Regions from separate parts of the Mus musculus genome. Here region 1 is linked to region 2. Evidence: chromatin loops called from intact Hi-C (ENCODE). Cell type or tissue: heart. All regions are shown on one strand. Links, peaks and the distances in the headings refer to the core of each region. The heading gives the core; the rest is flanking DNA.

Evidence for each region. A loop is a pair of places that touch in the nucleus more often than their neighbours do. Peaks named below come from ENCODE experiments on the same cell type or tissue, not always from the same donor. Only the 100,000 strongest peaks of a DNase experiment are listed, where the experiment ranks them.
Region 1: it touches region 2 in a loop (2.7-fold over the local background); 7 of 42 quality-filtered maps call a loop at or near these places.

What each region holds. Positions count from the first base shown.
Region 1 is chr7:127,765,359-127,775,302 of GRCm38, forward strand. Fbxl19 (F-box and leucine-rich repeat protein 19) reads left to right here. Exons shown (of 11, transcript NM_172748.2): 10 at 2,087-2,305; 11 at 2,394-3,570. The coding sequence ends at 2,572. It overlaps Orai3 (ORAI calcium release-activated calcium modulator 3), which reads left to right and starts at 4,457. Exons shown (of 2, transcript NM_198424.3): 1 at 4,457-4,858; 2 at 8,199-9,792. The coding sequence starts at 4,631. The coding sequence ends at 8,843. In heart, for the core only: a CTCF peak has its summit at 3,140; DNase peaks (open chromatin) are centred at 2,513, 2,863, 3,643, 4,453 and 1 weaker place; H3K4me3 peaks cover 2,557 bases; H3K27ac peaks cover 3,390 bases; H3K27me3 peaks cover 353 bases.
Region 2 is chr7:127,708,736-127,718,939 of GRCm38, forward strand. Ctf1 (cardiotrophin 1) reads left to right here and starts at 3,968. Exons shown (of 3, transcript NM_007795.2): 1 at 3,968-4,044; 2 at 5,190-5,308; 3 at 8,269-9,453. The coding sequence starts at 4,020. The coding sequence ends at 8,736. Bcl7c (B cell CLL/lymphoma 7C) reads right to left here and starts at 31. Exons shown (of 6, transcript NM_009746.2): 1 at 1-31. In heart, for the core only: a CTCF peak has its summit at 8,436; DNase peaks (open chromatin) are centred at 716, 3,986, 4,546 and 8,376; H3K4me3 peaks cover 2,290 bases; H3K27ac peaks cover 2,819 bases; H3K27me3 peaks cover 1,371 bases.

The sequences.
Region 1 (9,944 bases), core at 1-8,000, 56 kb after region 2:
TGGCAACTTACCTTGGACTGTGATGTCTGGTGATGTATTTTTTAGAGCCAGGTTACTGCCTGGCAAGTGACTATGGTATTGTTATAAAATGAGATAAGAGTGTGAGTCAGCCCTGGCCTGGGGTCCTAGCTTGCTCTGTTATTTTGTAATCAGGTGCTCTGGGGTCCTGGCTCTGCTATTTTGTAATCATGTGCTCTGGGACAGGTGTTCTCATCTGTAAGCAGAAGTGATTAAATAGAAATGTGGCTTCCTTCTTACATTTTTTTTTAAATTTTAAATTATATGTATATGTTTGTGTAGGGGGTATGTTCACATGAGTGCAGGTGCTTACATAGGCCAGGGGTGTCAGAATGCATACTGGGTCCTGGGAATTGAACTCAGGTCTTCTGGAAGAGTGGTATATGTGGTTAACTACTGAGCCTCAAGGCTTGGCTTCTTCAAGTGGAGTTAAAGGCTCAGCAGTATTATCACAAGAGAATTTGGAAGGAAAGTAAATCTAAGATCTTGGGCCTTGTGCAGTTCTGGGCTTGCTGCAATTCTGGGGTGGGGCCAGCAGTCCACCTCAGGGACTTAGGCCAGTAGTGTGGGGGTAGGAGGACTCTGAACTCTTTCCCCCGGAGATAGGGGAGGAGGCTGCCTCTGGACTCACTCTGCAGTGGCTAGCAGTCTCTTGAGTGTAGGTCATCCCAGTAGGGTTTTGTGGACAGAGCCACTTGTGGAATGTAGCCTCAGTGAAGCTGAGACAACGGTGGGACTCAGAGAGATGAATGCTGTATCAGGGAGTTAGCCAGGCCTTGGTTTCTATTGCTGTGATGAAACATGAAGTCCCCAGAGGCCCTCGGGGAGCAAAGGATTAACTTCATCTTACAGCTTAGAGTTCAGTATGGAGTCAGGGCAGGACCTCGGGCAGGACGGGGAGCAGAGCAGAGGCCATGGAGGTTCACATCTTACTGGCTTGCACGGCTTGCACTCAGTGGCTTGCTCGGCCTGCATGTTTATACTACTCAGGTCTACCTGCCCAGGGTGGCACTGCCCATAGGGTGGCACTGCCCATAATGAGCTGGGCCATCTCATGTCATGAATTGAACATGATATGAACATAAAAAATATATATATGCCCTCACAGACTAGCCTGCAGGTTAATCTGGTGGAGAACTTTTTTTGTTGTTGTTTTTTGTTTTTTGAGACAGGGTTTCTCTGTATAGCCCTGGCTGTCCTGGAACTCACTCTGTAGACCAGGCTGGCCTCGAACTCAGAAATCCGCCTGCCTCTGCCTTCCAAGTGCTGGGATTAAAGGTGTGAGTCACCACTGCCCGACAGTGGAGAACATTCTTAAGTTGACATTTTCTTTGCAGATGAAGACACACTAGCTTGTGTCAAGTTGACAAAAGAACAAAACAAAAAGCCTAACCTGCACACACCACCAGAAAAGGTCAGGTAGAGAAGAGATACTATTTCATTTGTGTTTGAGAATGCTTTTCTTGATACCAGAAAGTAGATCGGGCATTAGCACTCAGGAGGTAGAGGTGGGAGAATTGTTGCTAATTTGAGGCCAAGTAGGTCTACACAGGCAATTCAGTCCAGGCAGAGTTACATAGCAAGGGTGTGGGGAGGGTGCCTGCAGTCAGACCGGGTTCTGGTGCAGAACGAATGAAAGGAGTTCAAGCAAGCCTGTTGTTGAGCCTCTGTAGTCACGGGAGGGTGGAGGGTGCTGTTTATTGGATAATGGGTAAAGACACCGAGCATCCTACTAGGGACAGAGCATTGAGCAAAAGTTCCTGCTTGCTTGGAACTGCCGTTTCTATGGAGGGAGGAAAGGGTCAAAAAGCAAAAATGTATACAGTGTATCAGATCCCTGAGATGGGGGCTTAGGACTGAGGAATGTTGAGACTTGAGAGCTCTCCCGGAAGGTTTCCCTGAGGGGATAGGAGCAGGTCAGCTGAGATGCCACGTGTTGCTGTGAAGAGCCAGTCATGTGGAGCAGCAGCAGTTGAGGAGACTCCCTTGTTGGGAGCAGGTGTAGGGCAGATAATGAAGACCACGAGGACAGGCTGGGAGGAGCGCTAATACTACTTTATCTGCCTAGGGCAAACTGAGAGTCGAGGCCGACTGCAGGGGGTGGCAGAACTTCGCCTAGCTGGTCTGGAGCTCACAGATGCCTCCCTGAGGCTCCTGTTGCGCCACGCTCCCCAGCTCAGTGCCCTGGACCTGAGTCACTGCGCCCACGTTGGGGACCCCAGTGTCCACCTCCTCACGGCTCCTACTTCCCCTCTTCGAGAAACACTGGTGCACCTCAATCTCGCTGGTAAGTGCGATCCCCCGTGTGAAGTCCCTGTCTACCGTGTGCTACCTCCTTAGCTGTCTAATCTCAACTGCTGCTGCCCCTTACGCAGGGTGCCACCGCCTCACGGACCACTGCCTTCCACTGTTCCGTCGATGCCCACGTCTTCGCCGCCTGGACCTACGCTCCTGCCGCCAGCTCTCACCTGAAGCTTGTGCCCGGTTGGCGGCTGCTGGGCCCCCTGGCCCCTTTCGCTGCCCAGAAGAGAAACTGCTTCTCAAGGACAGCTAGTTGGGTGCCGATGCCCCCTTCCCTTCCCTTCCCCAGGACTCAGCCAGAGAACCTGGACCTCTTGCCTTCATTTCACCCCCTGTTGGGAGGCCAGGTTATTTTCTTCATGACTTGGCACTCCTCAGTTTAATGACTTGGGATTCCTGCCCAGGGACTTGAGCCAGCCTTCCCTCTCTCCCACCTGCACTGATATCTCTGGGGGTCTTTGCTTCCCATCTCTCCCTTTCACCTGCTTCATTGTCCATCCCCTCTGGGGAGTGGGTCAAGAGGTACTGGGGAGGTGCTGAGCCAAAGGGATGGTGGGAGGGAGGGGCGGTGAAGGTGCAAGTCTGGAGTAGGGAAAATGAGGTGACATGGTATCTTGTACACAGGATACTGGGGGCTGGGGGAGGCGATGGATGGGTGTGGGGAGGGCAGAAATCAGACCAACAAGGGTTCAGGGAACAAAGACCAGTTGGGTGGGATGGGGGGCCAAAAAGGGAAAACAGAGGAGCAATTGGGGATCCGAGTGTCAAGACAGGGGGCGCTACAAGCCAGGTAATGCCAGGACTGGGGGCTGGGAGAGGAGCAGATGTGGGGATAGTACCCTCTGCGTAGGGTTGCCTCTCTCCCCTTCCCTCTACCCAGATTTCAGTTTTCCCCGACCTTGACTCCTTGAACGTCACTGAAAATGGCAGCTATTGCAAGGAGTAGGGGCCGCGGGTCTACCTGCTGTTAAGCTCGGTGGCCCAGGGGAGTGGTGAGGGGTAGCCCAGACCCCTGCCTGGCTCTCTACACAATACTTGAACATTCATCTGTACTGAAGTGTTACTTGAACCGGGGGAATCTCGGACTTGGGGGAGTGTGATGTGAGGGGACCAGCTTGACCGAGACTGGGCTATGGGTACCCAGTTTGGACTGTCCCACCCCTAGCTCTCTTGCATTACTGTCTTGAACAGCTCCACCCTTCACTTGAGTTGGGGTGGGGAAATGTCAGCTTAAAGATGGGCAAGATGGGACTCCTCCAGTTTGGCTCTTCCCATTCTTTCATCGTCATGGAAACTCGTGTCCCATTTGCCCAGGGAACTGCCACTCCTGGTTGCCATGGAAATAGCAGCCAATGGACACCTCCGGAAATCAGTGCTAAGACTGGAAACGGTCCCTCTTAGTTGCTGTGGGAACTTAGTAACAGACTCTTGGCACCTCCCCTCTTCCCACCCCTTTCCTTCTTCCAGTGTGGGGGTGGGGTCTCAAGAGCCTGAGGGAGGAGTCAGGTCTAGGTCCCACTCAACTTAGGCCAGGGGGAACTGGATTGTACTACATGGGGGTGGGGGGAGGGGAATCTATCCACATACCTCAGGTAACAGGAAGGTGCGCGGGTTGGGGGCGGGGGCTGGGCGGACCAAAGGCAGGAGGGGGGGCCTGGGGTTGGAGAAAGGCTTGACGGTGGGGCCGCTTGCGGGAGGGGAGGAGGCACCCCGGCGAGGGACAAGTGGGGCACCCAGCCGGGCTGGACCCCTAACCCCACAAGTCTGTACAATAAGGTTTGCTATAAAACTCAGAATCTAGCCGGGGCCGCTGACTTTTTGTGTCTGTCTGCGGTGTCGAGTCTGAGTGGTGGGTAGGGATGGTGGAAGGGGCTCCTTTGGTCTCTGGGAGGAAAATGGGCTTAATTTTCCTGAGATGACTGCTCAAAGAGGAGTGTGGAAGTCTGGACACCTGTGAATGTCCAGGTACATACACTGGGTGGTCTGAGGCCAGCAAAGTCCCAGCAAAAGCTGAGGCTGAGCATTCACGTCGTGGCCTGGGTTAGAGGGTCCCTTGAGATCTCTGCCCGTGGGCAGACTGCAGGGGTTCGTCTCACGGCTCCACCCAATCATGTGGTCACCGGGCTCCGCCCCTGCCCCAGTTCCTGTTTCGGCCCCTGGGCCTTCTAGACGCGTCCGTAACTGTTCCCGCTGGGTCTGCCTTGCCACCCAGGATGGGGTCCCACCCGCGCTTGGGCCGTCCCTTCTTGGGGATACAAGGCGCCTCGGCCCCTCCTTGACCATCTGCGCTTGTGGTGTAACTGCTCTCAGGATGAAGGGCGGCGAGGGGGACACGGGCGAACAGGCCCCGCTGAACCCGGAGGTGGACAGCCCCGCGGGCTCAGCCACGTACCGGGAGTTCGTGCACCGCGGCTACCTGGACCTTATGGGGGCCAGTCAGCACTCTCTGCGGGCGCTCAGCTGGCGCCGCCTCTACCTCAGCCGGGCTAAGCTCAAAGCCTCCAGCCGCACATCTGCTCTGCTGTCGGGCTTCGCCATGGTGAGGGGTGGGAGGGGGTACACGGGGTGGGTAAAGCACGTGGTGGGAGAAGTCAAGAAAATGGGTCCCCAGTACTGGACTGAATAAAAGGGTTTCTTTAGGATAAAAGAAGGAGCTAAGTCCCAAGGGACTGGAAAAACCCTTTATGTCGGGCACAGCTCTAGGAATATAAACAGACTGAAGATCGGTCCCAGAAATGCCGTGGAAGAAGGGAGTAAAGAGGTCAGCAGATGCAGACTGGTGGGGGGAAAGTCTGAAGTGGCTTAGTTACCAAGTCCTCGAGAGTTGAAAGGCAGTCAAAGCTGAATGAGAGCCTATATCAACCAGATCGGGGAAGGGGGATAGTGTATGTGAGAGTCATTTGACTGAAGGGCCCACCTCTCAGAAGGCACAGAGAATTGCCGGGAAAACTAAGAAACCATGAGGAAGCTGCTGGGGAAGGAAGCTGATCAGGGAGCTAGCAGATAAGTCTGATAAACTGCAGGTGTGGGAGGATAATGTCAGCTAACGGTCCCAGCAGTGGCCCCGGGAAGTGGAACTGAAGATTCCAGAGTGTGGCCTGCAGATGTGTCCTGGTTCCTCCCTACTTAGGGCCAGCTGTGCGGCCCCAAGTCGACATCCACTCCAGTTGCCATCTTTAGGAAGTTGTGACATCATAGAAGGTGCTGTCTCTGTGGTCTGCCAAGCTTTTGTCCAGGAGGATGTGGGATTCTTATGGAGACCCCCTAGAACTAGGTGTGTTAGAACAAGCTCCGCTTAGCAAAGGAGGCTCTTCTAGAACAGTGTGCTATCTAGACTACATGGAAGCTGCTGTTTAGACAAGGATGCTCCGCAGGGTATGGGTGTGGAGTGAAGCTCTGCTAGTTTCAGTTTTCTTCACACTTGGGGGGAGGGCACCCTTCATAATGTACCCTTGTGTAAATAGGCCTTGGAGGGAGCTAAGGTGAGGGCATATAAAAGTAACTTAGGTCAATACCTCCCTTTTTTCTGCAACCTCAATATCAGGACGAAAGAATCTGTAATCTTAAAGGTTGCTCTTGCTCTGTTGCTTGTAAGGGGCCCAGATTTCCCCCAAACAGCCCCATAGTTCCTGAGGACATTTGACTGAAAGGAATCAGCACCACAGAAAGAAGGGCACAGCAGCTTGTGTTTGAACCACGTGGCTCCGCCTGCTTCTAAAGGAACAGTACAGTGTGCAGCAGAAGTTGCAGAGCAGATCGTTGTGGTGTCAGTGTGAGAGGGCTTTCTCTGAGGAGCAGTAGGCTGAATGTGTAGGTTCTAGGACCGCCCCCAGTCCTGACAAAGAACCCTGGGTTGGACCCTGGGAGACACCAGAATTAAGCCTGGCCCAGATCCCTGTTTGTGAACACACCTGCCTACTATCTGCGGTGGCCCAATTCCCCAAAATACTCAGTTTTATTTTTGTAAGTACCACTGTATCCCTGCACCACAGTAATCTCGGGATCTGTAAGAAATGGGCCGGGCGTGGTGGCGCACGCCTCTAATCCCAGCACTCAGGAGGCAGAGGCAGGCGGGTTTCTGAGTTCGAGGCCAGCCTGGTCTACAGAGTGAGTTCCAGGACAGCCAGGGCTACACAGAGAAACCCTGTCTCCAAAAACCAACAAACAGAAATGGGAGATATCTTCCTAAACCCAGGTGGCCTGAAGTTAAAACATACAAATCATATTCACAGGCTGTGAATCTAGCCTAGTTCTAGTTGGTAGAGTATTTGCCTACCATTCAGGAAATCCTAGGTTCAATTTCCATTTAAACAACAACAAACATGGTATAGCGTATAGCACACCTATAATCCCAGCACTTGAGGTAATAAAAAAGAACAAACAAGGTTGTTCTTGGCTATACAGAGAGTCAAGGCTAGCCTGGGCTTCATGAAGTCCTATCTCAACAAACATTCAATGTTCAGTACCTGGTATAGTGGCAGTTGTTCATATAAGAAAAGGCATGTTAGACTGCACAGTGAGCTAGTGACAGGATTTTTGACTTCAGCAGCCTGGCTTTAAAGCCCAAACTTGTCCATCAACACAAATGTTTGCAAAGTTCAGGCTAGCTGGGTGGAGTCACGGTAGACTCCCTGACCTGTCAAACATGAGCAGCCATGATTCATCCTGCATAGTTGGCACATTGAATGCAGCCCCGGTGTGACCAGATATGACAAGCTTTTTAGATTGATCTGGAAACGTGAAGCTTATTGGAGTTTAAGAGATGGCAGTTACTACCTTCTGGGTTTTCTCTCTTTGTGCCTTAGACATTAGCATCAACTCTAACAGTCTGTGCCTGGCTCTAGTCATAGAATTTAATGTTTAGCATTAACTTTCTCACTGAGACTATTGTCCCCATTTTTCAGGTAGGAAACTGAGGGAGGCACTTGCTCAGAGATTACACAGTTGTTCAAGGTCATAGGACTGTAACCCTACTCAGGACATTGAAGTAGGGGGGTAGTGAATTTGAGGCAAGTCTGGACTAGTAGGCTGTTGTGAGGAAACTACAAATTGTAGAACTGAGAACAGACCCAAACAGCTCAAGATTTTTGCTTGCTTTGGGTCTATAGTGACTTTTCTTTCTTTTTTCTTTTCTTTTCTTTTTTTTTTTTTAAAGAGGGTCTCTATGTAGCCCTAACTGTGGCTTGGTACTCTTTAGTTCTGGGATTAAAGGCACTTGTCACTACACCCAGCAGTTTCGGGTTCTTTTTTTTTCCCCTTGGTTTTTCAAGACAGGGTTTCTCTGTGTAGCCCTGGCTGTCCTGGAACTCACTCTGTAGGCCAGGCTTCGAACTCAGAAATCCACCTGCCTCTGCCTCCCAAGAGCTGGGATTAAAGGTGTATGCCGCTGATTGGGTTGAGATGAAGTTCCAACCACTGGGAGAAGCCTAGGCTACTCTCAAACTTGAGATCCTCCTGTTTCAGCTCCCACATGCTAGAAAGCATGCAGTGCCACACCAGCCTGAGTCTGCTTTTTATTTTTTATTATGGGTTGGAGATTAAACCTAGAGTGATGTGAGTGCTAGGGCTGCTGAGTCTACTTTTTAGCCAGTATATTATAACCAGGTAAAAGCTCAGAAAAATGCCCCTTTGAGACTGAGGTGAAGTCACGCAGGAAAGCTGAGGCAGCAGGATCACAAGTTTCAGCTCAACCTGCACTACCCAGCAAGCTCCAGGCTAGCCTAAATTATAAGAGCAAGACACTACCAAAAAGGGGGCTGGGATGAGGAAAGCTGAGTATCTTCTATGCTCTAAGTTTTAGGATGTTGTAGTCATGATTCTAAACAGGCAGAGCAAAACATGTTCTAGGGACTCAAGTGTCTTCCTTCTTGTGCCCACAGGTGGCCATGGTGGAGGTACAGCTGGAGAACGATCATGAATACCCACCAGGCCTGCTGGTGGCATTTAGTGCCTGCACCACTGTGTTAGTAGCTGTGCACCTCTTTGCACTGATGGTCTCCACATGTCTGCTGCCCCATATTGAAGCCGTGAGCAACATCCACAATCTCAACTCTGTCCACCAGTCACCACACCAACGACTGCACAGATACGTGGAGCTTGCCTGGGGCTTCTCTACTGCCTTGGGTACCTTTCTCTTCCTGGCTGAAGTTGTTCTGGTGGGCTGGGTCAAGTTTGTGCCCATTGGGGCACCCATGGGTAAACCAGCTCCTGTTGTACCTATGTCCCAGGTGCCACCTGTGACTGTCTCCCTTAGTTTAGCTTCTAACCTCACACCATCCTCTGCTTCTATTACCACATCACAACAGCCTTCCAAAGCCTGTCCACCCCGGCAAGTGTGTGATAGTGCTCATGGACCAGGCTGGCAGGCAGCTATGGCCTCCACGGCAATCATGGTACCTGTGGGACTAGTGTTTATGGCCTTTGCCCTACATTTCTACCGATCCTTGGTTGCCCACAAGACAGACCGCCACAAGCAGGAGCTGGAGGAGCTCAGTCGCCTGCAGGGGGAGCTGCAGGCTGTGTAAGCCTGGCTTTAGACTGTTGCAAGCATTGCCTCAGAAACCCCAGGGATCGACAGACCTCCTTCCTTGCCCTAGGCTGGAGCCACCTCCTGTAAGCTCTGAGGTAGAGGCCAAGTACCTGCCCAGCAGCATCCCACACTCCCAGGGATGATCCCTGTCATCATGTTCTGGTGGGTTTTGTAAATTCTGCTCTGCTTGGGGAACTGTTTCAGCCTAAGGATCCTGGGTTAAATGAGAGGAAAGAGGCCCGCCTGCCTTAGTGAGATCCCTGGTGGTGCTGAGCAGTTGTTTGCTCCTCCAGGAAGGTGACATGTCTGCACAACTGTCCTCAAGGCAATCAGCCCTTGCTTATCTGTATAATCTGCTTTGCAGTTGGCATCCTGGGAGAGATTTTACAGGGCTCCTCAGATGAGCCACTTCACCCTTGGTGACTTGTGGTGGTCGTTCCACTGCCCTAGGCACTGACTGTCTGGCCAGAACTGGGAGAGGAGGAAGTATTGACGAGTGGGAGATTGTGCAGCTACTTGACAAGGGTTGGTGAGTTGGTAAGGGAGAAGATTCAGCCCTTAGAATGCAGAACTCTTCTTCAGACACTGATTTTTTTTCTTTTGTTTTGTTTTTCAAGCCAGAGTTTCACTATGTCTGTTGCTCTGGCTGTCCTGGAACACTCTCTGTAGACCAGGCTGGCCTTGAGCTCAGAGATGTACCTGCCTCTGCCTCCCATGTACAGGGATTAAAGGCATGCACCACCACCACCTGACACTGAGTTTTTGATGCACCTTGTTTTGTAAATAAAGTGTGTCTCACATATGTTCCTATGGCTATGAATGGGATGAAGGTGAAACCTTGGGTATGGTTCTTTGTTCCTAAGGGCCAGATGGAGGTAATATGCTTGATAGATGGTATGAGTCCATCAGGTGCTGACAAGATCTGATAAACTTCTGAATGTGGTAAACAGTTATTCCCAGACTAAGGCCTCTGAACTCTTGTTCCTAAACTTGGGATTTGTGTAAGCTTCTTTCTTGAATGATCCCTTCATCTTATGGGACGATTCCTAAGTTCTCTCAGTTACTCATCACAGACATTTCAATAAACAAGTTTTAT
Region 2 (10,204 bases), core at 699-8,698:
CCGGGCGGCGCGGGCTGCTAGAGCCCCGGCCTGGAAGCCCGGCCAGCCCCGCCCCGGCCCGGGCCCGCCCCTCGGGGCGCACGGACGCACAGCGCCCTCTGCCAGCCACGGAGAGGGAGAGCTGGGGGGCAGCTGTGCGGCTGGACGCGCGCGGCCCGAGCGAGGCGGTGCGTTCCGGCCACGTGGGCTCAGGGGTGCGCGAGAGGGACTGTCCTGGTGTGCGTCCGCGGCGGGTGGGCGTCCCTGAAATGCTCTGTGCGCGCGTCTGCCCTCTCCAGGCTGTTTGATTCTACGCTGCCCAACTTAATTTGTTCATTCATTCATTGAACAGTCCCATGAACAGTGCCAAGTACGCGCCAGACGCTGCGAGTGGAGAGCGGGCCTCCTCAGCCAGAATGGCGGGAATGAGAAAGACCATGTAGATGGGGTAGCAGAGCAACTTGGCATTCCTTGAATCAGGTTGTGTAATTGGTAGAGATACTTTGGAAAACTGATAGTCTTCCAGTGAAAAACTTATACCAACCCCGTTTTCCAACACTTTCCACTCCCAAGCTATCAACACTCAACAGAAGAAATGTGTGCTTGCCTAGTTTTTTGTCAGCCTGACATAAACTAGGTCAGCTGGGATGAGGGAACCTTGGTGGAGAAAGGGCCTCAATCAAGATGCCCTATGGGTAAGTCTGTGGGGCCATTTTCTTGATGGTAGTTGATGTGGCAGAGCCCACACCACTGAGGGCAGTGCCACCTCTGAACACTCTAAGAAAGCAGGCTGGACAAGCTTTGGGGAGTAAGTCAGCAAGCAGTATTCCTCCAAGGTCTCTGTTTCAGTCCCTGCCTCCAGGTTCCTGCTTTAAGTTCCTTCCCTGACTTCATAACGGACTATCACTGCAAGCTGAACTACATTCTTCCCTCCACGAGGTGCTTTTGGTCATGGTGTTTATTACATCACTAGAAACCTCACTAGGACAAAATGTGGTGTCTGTATGAACACCAAGATATGAATACTGGAAAGTTTGGGACTCTTTTCACAGTAGCAACAACCTGGAAACAACACAAAGAATGGAATGGAAGGGGCTGGCGAGATGGCTTAGTGGGTAAGAGCACTGACTGCTCTTCCAAAGGTCCTGAGTTCAAATCCCAGCAACCACATGGTGGCTCACAATCACCCATAATGAGATCTGACGGCCTCTTTTGTTGTGTCTGAAGACAGCTATAACAATAAATCTTTATAAAAAAAAAAAAAGAATGGAATGGAAAAGCAATTACAACCTATTTCTACCATGGACACGGACAGAACAGCCAGAATCACCAGAGTCCAGCTATGTGCAACAGTGAAGAGAGATCTTGGATGAAAGAAGTCAGATGTGACAGCATGCATTAGAATAATAATTAGAATAATTAGAATTATATACATACATACCTACATATAATTCTATATATAACAGAAAACAAATACATTTTGGGGGGGGGGTCTGGACAGTGATCACTATTGGGACTACCAAGCAAAAGAAGGGGTTTCTGGGACCCGCTTGTCACACTGGTCTTAAGTCTGTCAAGATGTACATTTAATACTTGTGTAATATTTCTTGTGTCTATTATAGTTCAGCTAAAGGTTTACTTAAAATGGATGCTGTCAAGATGTCTCAGTGAATAAGGCATTTGCCACAAAGCCTGATGACCCAAGCTCAAAAATTGGGAGCCCATGTGATAGAAGAGGGAACCCACTCCTGACAGCTCTCAGACCTCCACACCTCTTACACATCATACACAGGCAAAATAAATGAGAGACGTTTTGGTTTTTCCTTTAAAAGAAAAAAGGCCAGATGTGGTGGCTCACACTTTAATCCCAGCACCCAGGAGGCAGAGGCAGACAGATCTCTACATGTTTGAGGTCAGCCTGGTCCAATAATGAGATACATAGTAAGACCCAATCTCAAGAAGAAAGAAAGAAAGCGGGGGCTGGAGACGACGACGTGGCTTCCTGGTTAAAAGCTCTTACTGCTTTCCCAGAGAATAGTAGTTTGGTTCCCAGCACCCATGTCGCACTGCCTGTAAATCCCCTCCAGGGGAGTCCATGCCTTCTTGTCTCCTCCAGCACCCACTCAGACGCACACATGGCCCCGACACACACTCAAATGAAAGGGAAGAAGATGAGAGTGTCTCGCATGATTTTTATTTGAAGCTGCGCTGTCACTAGATAGGACGAGTCTGCTGTGCTATGTGTGTGAGGGGTGTCTGTGACGTTTTGGTGTGACCATGTCCACCATGACTGGCAGCGTTTCCAAACGGTAAGAAGTAAAATCTCTGCTTGTCACACCTGCGTGACCGTGGGCAAGTCATTTGTCTCATTGCCTCCTCTATTATGGAATGAGTTAATGTGTATATACAAGCATTCAGGATAGTGCTTGGCACACATGAATACCCAATACATACTGCTGGTTAGTGTGTGTGTGTGGCCACTGCTGACATTGTGGCCTCACCATTCACCTATGGTGTGCTCTGCCAGTGAACTTTGTTCTGACAGTCTGCTTGTGTTAACCCTCTCACGCAGGCTTTTCCAGTTTCCTTTCTCACAAGCTCCACTCAAGTGGAAACTTCTGGTTTGGAAAGTCAGTTATATCAAATGATAGTTTGCTGGGGCACACAGGTGAAAGGATGTCTTGTTAAGCAGACACATGAAAGAATGTTGTCCTGAAGCAGACACAGGTGAAAGGTCCCATGATGAAGGAGTAGAAATGTGACCCCAGGGTCAGTGGGACACTGAGCATTGGTGTGGTTTGCTCCGCCTTGCTGTACTTCCCTAAGAACACGAGTGTATTGGTTCACCTTACATACTGTTGTTGAGCTCAACTTGTGGTTACACCACCATTGAGAGAAACCCAGCCAAGAGCTGCTCCTGAGGTTCCTGTGGCAGCTGCTGCTTCAGTGGCCTTGGGCCAGTTGGTGAGCCTTGCAGTTTCTTCAGGATTAAACTACAGCTGCTGGTTTGTGCATGGCGTCTGCCTGCCTAGAGGACTGGACTGTAGCTGCTGAGTGTTTGGTGTTTGCTATGGGACTGAACTGCTGACAAAGGAGACCAAGCTTGCCCCCCAAAGAACTATTGCTGAGAAGGTCCACCTCCCCCATATTCTAACAACTTTTCTCTTCCACTGCCTCTCATGGGTGGTGGGCAAGAGGAGAGGTTAAACGTTTATTAAAAGTAGGTTGCAAAAAGAAAAAAAATATATGCCTATACTCCTTCATCTGACGCCTCATCATCTGGGTCCTCTCTGTGCCAGAGCCAAAGACAAGAGTAGGTGCTTGGGAACCAATTATAGAGGCAAGTGTGTCCAGTCCTTTCCGTGTCTACCCCAACGTTAATGAGTTGCTGTTCGGGTGTGACCTCCCTGAAGCTCGTGCTTGCCTGTGTAGAAGGCTGGGTCTGAATGCCTTAGTACACACACAGATGTGTGCGTGCGAGGGTCTCTAACGGTAAGGTGAGGAACAGTCTCACTTCTGATCAGTGTGACAGAGAAATTAGAAGGCATTTAAGATAACTAGACCAGGGGGTGCGTGCCTTAGGTGGACCCTAATCTAAACAAGGCTTCCCTGGCCTCTCTTTGTCTTCCCCAAAAAGGAAGTCCTGCCTGCATTCTTCTCCTGCCAGCCTTGCACCTTTCCTCTCAGGTTTCCCAGCTTTTCCCTCCAAAGCAGCCAATAAACAGGCTCTACCTCAGGTCTGAGCCTGAGTCTCCTCCCAACAGGACACAGAACTGCCTTAAAGGCCCAAGTTCCCATTCACTGTGCCAACACCTGCCTCCCAATTCTGGCCCCTTCCCAGTCTAAGCTCACAAGCCGGTTACTGAGCTCTGGGCCAAGGAATTTTGACTGAAAGTAATGGTGGGAAGGAAATATTTGGGGTCTGAACTATGATTGGCCGAGCCCGAGCCACGCCCCTAGCCCTTTCCCCCTTTTTCCCCCTCCCCTCCTCCTCCCCCGGAGGGGTGTGTTGAGGGAACCTGGATAAGCCTGGGGCCAGCATGAGCCAGAGGGAGGGAAGTCTGGGTAAGGGGTTGAATGACTTGATCCTGTGTCCTTGGTGAATAGGAGTCGGGGGGATCGAAAGCTGGGGTTTGGATGTCTGTCAGCACCACCCCACCCCCAAGTCTGGGAGGGGAACGGCCTGGGCGGGGGAGAGGAGACGCCGGTGTCAGGTAACCAGCGGGTGAGTTGGGAGAAAGAGCAGGCGCAAGGAATTGAGGCTTCAGGGCCTTGGGTTCAGGGGTTAGATCACCGAATATATATGGGTGAGTACACCCTGAAAAGGGGCTGGGGTCGGGTTGGAACAGGATAATAGTGCTTCTTGAGAATTAGGAAAGAGTCAAAGCTGAAAGACTGGAGGGAGAGGCCGAGTTAAGGAAGTCTTTGATCTTCGAAGAAGCTACAAGTGACGAGAGCTCAAAATACAGGCTTCGGAGATCTCGGCTGGCGGTGGGAAACTCCGACGGAGGGGATTGTCGGGTCAGGACTACATTCCCCAGCATGCATTGGGGTCCCGGCAACATACATATTGGGAAATGTAGTCGGCTTCCCGTGGCACCACCCTCTAAACAGGGAAGGCCATCCTGTCGTTGATTCATTGATGCTGCTGAGCCTAGCAGGTCACATAGGAGCAACATGAAGGGAATAGGTCTTCGGTTTCTCTATCTGTACAAGGGGCCGGAAAGGCGCGTTCAGTGCTTCAGAGATGCTGACTGAATTCAAACAAGAGTTGGAGAAATCCAAAGATATGTGAACTTTGACCTTAAAGAGTTTCTGGATAGTATCGGTGATGTAGAGTGAGGAGTCTCAGGATCAGACAGATTCACACGGATAAAAGAAGCTACTTTGGAAGTATGAACAAATTCCCTAAAGTGGAAGGAAGAAATTGATTTGAGAATAGGGAGAACTTGGAGGCAGCACTAAGAAGGAGGTATTTGAATTTGGTCCTAGTAGTATTTCAATAGTGACCTGAGGACAGGAGAGACATCTATGTAGAGAAACTGCTTGGTGGAGATCTGGTGCCTGGGATGGGGCAGATTCTTCGTAGGTTGAATATTAGCATCCAGAGCAGAGACTCTGGGTTCAGGGAGAGCCAGCTTGGGAAAGATGGTTAAGGAGTGGGGTTTGGTTGCCTTTATAACCTCTCACTTCCTTCTCTTTCCCACCAGAAGACCACCAGACTGACTCCTCAATCTCATTCCTACCCCATTTGGAGGCCAAGATCCGCCAGACACACAACCTTGCCCGCCTCCTGACCAAATATGCAGAACAACTTCTGGAGGAATACGTGAGTAGGTGTAGGGATGGTGGAGGAATACGTGAGGAGTACGTGAGGAGATGCAGGGATGGTGGAGGAATATATAAGGAGATGTAGTGTTGGTGGAAGAATACGTGAGGAGCTGTAGGGTTGGTGGAGGAATACGTGAGGAGGTCTAAGGATGGTGGAGGAATATGTGAGGAGTTGTAGGTTGGTGGAGGAATATGTGAGGAGGTGTAGGGTTGGGGCATGGAATGAGGGTGATTGCTCACAGATGTCTTCAGCCACCCATTTCTTCCATCTCAGCCCCAGCAGTGGAAATCAAAAGTTTCTGAGGGGAATGTTAACTTTCTTCTGGCCACACAGTAAAGGACCCTGTAATATTTATTCTTTTAAATGTAACTAATATCTGTACCCATAAAAGAGACATGAGGTGGGAGCTGTGTATAAGCCCTTGAACTTAGGGAATTTTATTTTCTTAACTACTTACAAAATATCTATTTACAAGCTTGATTTTTCAACTAAACTGCTAGCTTTCTCTCTCTCTGTCTCTCTCTTTTCTTTTTTTCAAGACAGGGTTTCTCTGTGTAGCCCTGGCTGTCCTGGAACTCACTCTGTAGACCAGCCTGGCCTTGAACTCAGAAATCTGCCTGCCTCTGTTCCCAAGTGCTGGGATTAAAGGCGTGCACCACCACTGCCTGGCCTACACTGCTAGCTCTTTAGAAATCTCTTTCTAGCTGTCCTTCTACCAAACTAGTTTACCTTCCTTTTGAGCTCCTCCAAACTCAGGAGGGCTCCCTAGCTCTTCCCTGGAATCCTGTTTCACCCGTGTCCTGCCAGCTGCTCCTGTAAAAGCCCAGAGAGCTTCCTACCCAAGCCAAAGGAGAGAGCGCCTTCAAAAGGTGACTCCCTCTCAAAGGCCCAATTGCTATAAAGAAGTCTCTAGTTCCTCTCCTGTATCCATAGCAGGCTGAGTTGTGTCACCATAGTGGGGGTGGGCTCCAAGCCAAGTCAGTGGGGGGCCCAAACAACCATTTCACCTTAATGGTGGCGCAGCTCAAGGCCAGCCAGGTGACTGCCTTGGGTCACAGAGCAAATTTGCCTTAAAATCGGCAGGAATTTTCCATTCTTTAGCATTCTTATCTAACTAGGACTAGGCTTTGACAGGCACACACAAAGTGCATCTCTGCAGATCACACCTAACTGCATCTGACAAACTCATCATCTTTCTTAGCTTGTGTATTTTGCTAACAGTTAGGTTTTCTTTGAACCATAAATCAAATATCCTGCAACAGGACCCATCAGTGGTCAAATGATACTGTGCCTCAGCTTGGAGGCTCCATCCTTGGAGCCGTTCTGAGGAGACAAAGGGAACTCTGAAAGTCAGGAAACCTAGATTTGGACTCAGTGTGTGTGATTGGATGTTTCAACTCTTTGGGCTGTGAAATGAAACAGCAGGACAATATGAGCTATGAACACTCCCACTTGGGGGACGTTTAGAGAAGCCAAGAAGAGGTGTCAGTCAGGGGCAACATTTCTTCCCATGAGGGGGGTCCTTTTACAGAGGAAAGGGACCTGCCAACCGTCAGGACCTGGCCTCCAGATTAAACATAGTGTAGCAGGGGAAGGCTGGTGTTTTGGTTCAGACAGACTGTAGGGTTGCTAAACTGTGACTTTGGTGGTAATGGTAACATTAAAATGTAACCATGGTAACAGGGGCAGTAGGATGGTACAGCAAGCTTTGTAGACTTACCAACTTGCTCTGCTGCTTTGGGTGAGTAGCCTGCTGTCAATCATTCTTTGTATTCAGCTTGCTCGCTCTCTCTCTCTCTCTCTCTCTCTCTCTCTCTTAAAAAAATTGTATTCCTTTATTTTGTGTGCCTGTCTGTGGTTTTACACAAGTGCCATGCTGTGTCCGTGGAAGTCAGGAGACAACATAAGGGATTTGCTTCTCTATCCTACCATATGGATCCACAGATCAAACTGAGACTGGCAGCCATCTCAGTGGCCCCTAGTTCCTCGTTTACAAAGCCATCACTGTCATTCTCACTTTTAGGAAGATACAATATCCAAAGTGGCAAGCACAAAGCCTGCACCAAGGAATTTGCCAACGATAAATAGTATTTTCACAGCATTTGACAAATTAGAAATCACCTTTGTTTTTCACTTGTGCCTGCAAAAGATGGCTATCAACTAAGGGAAGGAAGGAGGTGTCAACTAGGGGAAAGGAGTCTGACCTGGTCCCTGCGCGGCTTCTGTGGTCCTCAAGAGGCGTCTGATAGCAAGACAGAACAGGGGACATTGCTCACTTTCAAAGATCAGAAGGCTGAAGCCAAAGGAGGGGAATGGTCTTGCAAGACGTCACAGCTAGTAAAGTGGCAGAAAGGAGTCAAACCCAAGTCTGGGTTGAAGATACAGTTTAGCTGGTAAAAGGGCTTGCTAGGCAATTTGGTAACCAGAGTTTGGTCCCCAGAAACCACATGAAGGTGGACGAAAACTGACTCCATGGTCCTTTGGCCTTCACATGTGCAGTGTGATACCATACTCTCCCACACAACATACATACACTTAAAAAAAAGGGAGAACACACACCAGTACTTGGGAGGCAGAGACAGGCCTATGAATTTAAGGTCAGCCTGGACTCAGTAATAAATTTCAGGCCTCAAAAGCTATAGTAAGACCCTGTCTCAAAATAAACAAGTAAATAATAACTTAAAAATAGCTAATATTTATTGGGTGCTTCCTGGGGACCCACACTTTCATTCAGACCCTGCACACTTCTGAAACTGGTGCTCTTATTGGCTGTTAGAGAAACAAAGACATTGGGTATGCAATGCCCATGTCATTTTTTTGGTTTTATCTCAGTAGGCTCTGTCATTTGCAAGATGAGGAAACTAAGGCCCCAGGAGAGGGGAGGAGGGCTATTAAGAGTGGACAAGCCCCTATCACCGTCCCTAGAGCCCGGCTGACCCGTGGCCATGTTTCCACAGGTGCAGCAACAGGGAGAGCCCTTTGGGCTGCCGGGCTTCTCACCACCGCGGCTGCCGCTGGCCGGCCTGAGTGGCCCGGCTCCGAGCCATGCAGGGCTACCGGTGTCCGAGCGGCTGCGGCAGGATGCAGCCGCCCTGAGTGTGCTGCCCGCGCTGTTGGATGCCGTCCGCCGCCGCCAGGCGGAGCTGAACCCGCGCGCCCCGCGCCTGCTGCGGAGCCTGGAGGACGCAGCCCGCCAGGTTCGGGCCCTGGGCGCCGCGGTGGAGACAGTGCTGGCCGCGCTGGGCGCTGCAGCCCGCGGGCCCGGGCCAGAGCCCGTCACCGTCGCCACCCTCTTCACGGCCAACAGCACTGCAGGCATCTTCTCAGCCAAGGTGCTGGGGTTCCACGTGTGCGGCCTCTATGGCGAGTGGGTGAGCCGCACAGAGGGCGACCTGGGCCAGCTGGTGCCAGGGGGCGTCGCCTGAGAGTGAATACTTTTTCTTGTAAGCTCGCTCTGTCTCGCCTCTTTGGCTTCAAATTTTCTGTCTCTCCATCTGTGTCCTGTGTGTTCTTGGGCTGTCCCTATCTTTCTGCATTTGTGTGGTCTCTCTCTTCTGCTCTCCTCTCTGCAGGGAGCTTCTTTTTTCCAACAGTTTCTCGTTTTGTCTCTCTCCAGTCTTGAACACTTTTGTCTCCGAGAGGTCTCTTTTTGTTTCCTTGTCTCTTGGTTCTTTCTTTGCTTGCTTGCTTGCTTGCTTGCTTGTTGTTGAGACAGGGTCTCACCATATAGCTCTGGATGGCCTGGAACTTGCTATGTAGGCCAGGCTGGCCTCCAGCTCATAGAGATCCACTTGCCTCCGACTCCCAATTTCCCCATCTGTCTCCCTGTGATCCATATGGGTATGTGTAACCCTTACTTTGTCTCATGGAGGTGACAATTTTTCTCCCTTCAGTTTCTTTGTTCTTTACTGACCAGAAAAGTGCCTACTTGTCCCCTGGTGGCAAGGCCATTCACCTTAGGACCTTCCCACCAGTTCCTTTGTAGGCAAATCCCTCCCCCTTTGAGGTCCTTCCCTTTCATACCGCCCTAGGCTGGTCAATGGAGAGAGAAAGGCAGAAAAACATCTTTAAAGAGTTTTATTTGAGAATAAATTAATTTTTGTAAATAAAATGTTTAACAATAAAACTAAACTTTTATGAAACATAGTTGTTCCATGTGGGGAGAGTGACTTGAGGAGAATTGGATTTTTAGAGTCCACGAGGTTCCCCTTCCCGCCCCATACCCACAAAGGCACAGGCCAGGGATCCCAGCTGTCAGTTCTGAACCCAAAGTGGGTCTCCCTAGCAGGAAAGAGCTGCAACATGAGTCCTGGTGGCTGTGACGTGCACTGGGCTGTCAACACTGGAGAGCTCAATAGAAACCATCAATGAGGAGGTAGACCAAGGAAAGGAACTCCAGCGAAAAGAAACCTGTGTTCAGAAAGGCCAGATCTTCACCCAGGAATCGAGGTAGACAGAGACATGAAGCAAGACCCTGGACTTCCTCAAATACAAGAAAAAGGACACCAGGACAGGGCTGGTGAGATGGCTCAGCGGGTAAGAGCACTGACTGTTCTTCCGAAGGTCCTGAGTTCAAATCCCAGCAACCACACGGTGGCTCACAACCATCTGTAGTAAGATATGGCACTCTCTTCTGGTGTGTCTAAAGATAGCTACAGTGTACTTACATAGAATAATTAATAAAATCTTGGGGTTTTTTGTTTTTGTTTTTTCAAGACGGGGTTTCTCTGTGTAGCCCTGGCTGTCCTGAAACTCACTCTGTAGACCAGGCTGGCCTTGAACTCAGAAATCCACCTGCCTCTGCCTCCCAAGTGCTGGGATTAAAGGCGTGTGCCACCACCACCCGGCAATAAATGAAATCTTAAAAAAAAAAAAGAACATCAGGACGCCAAA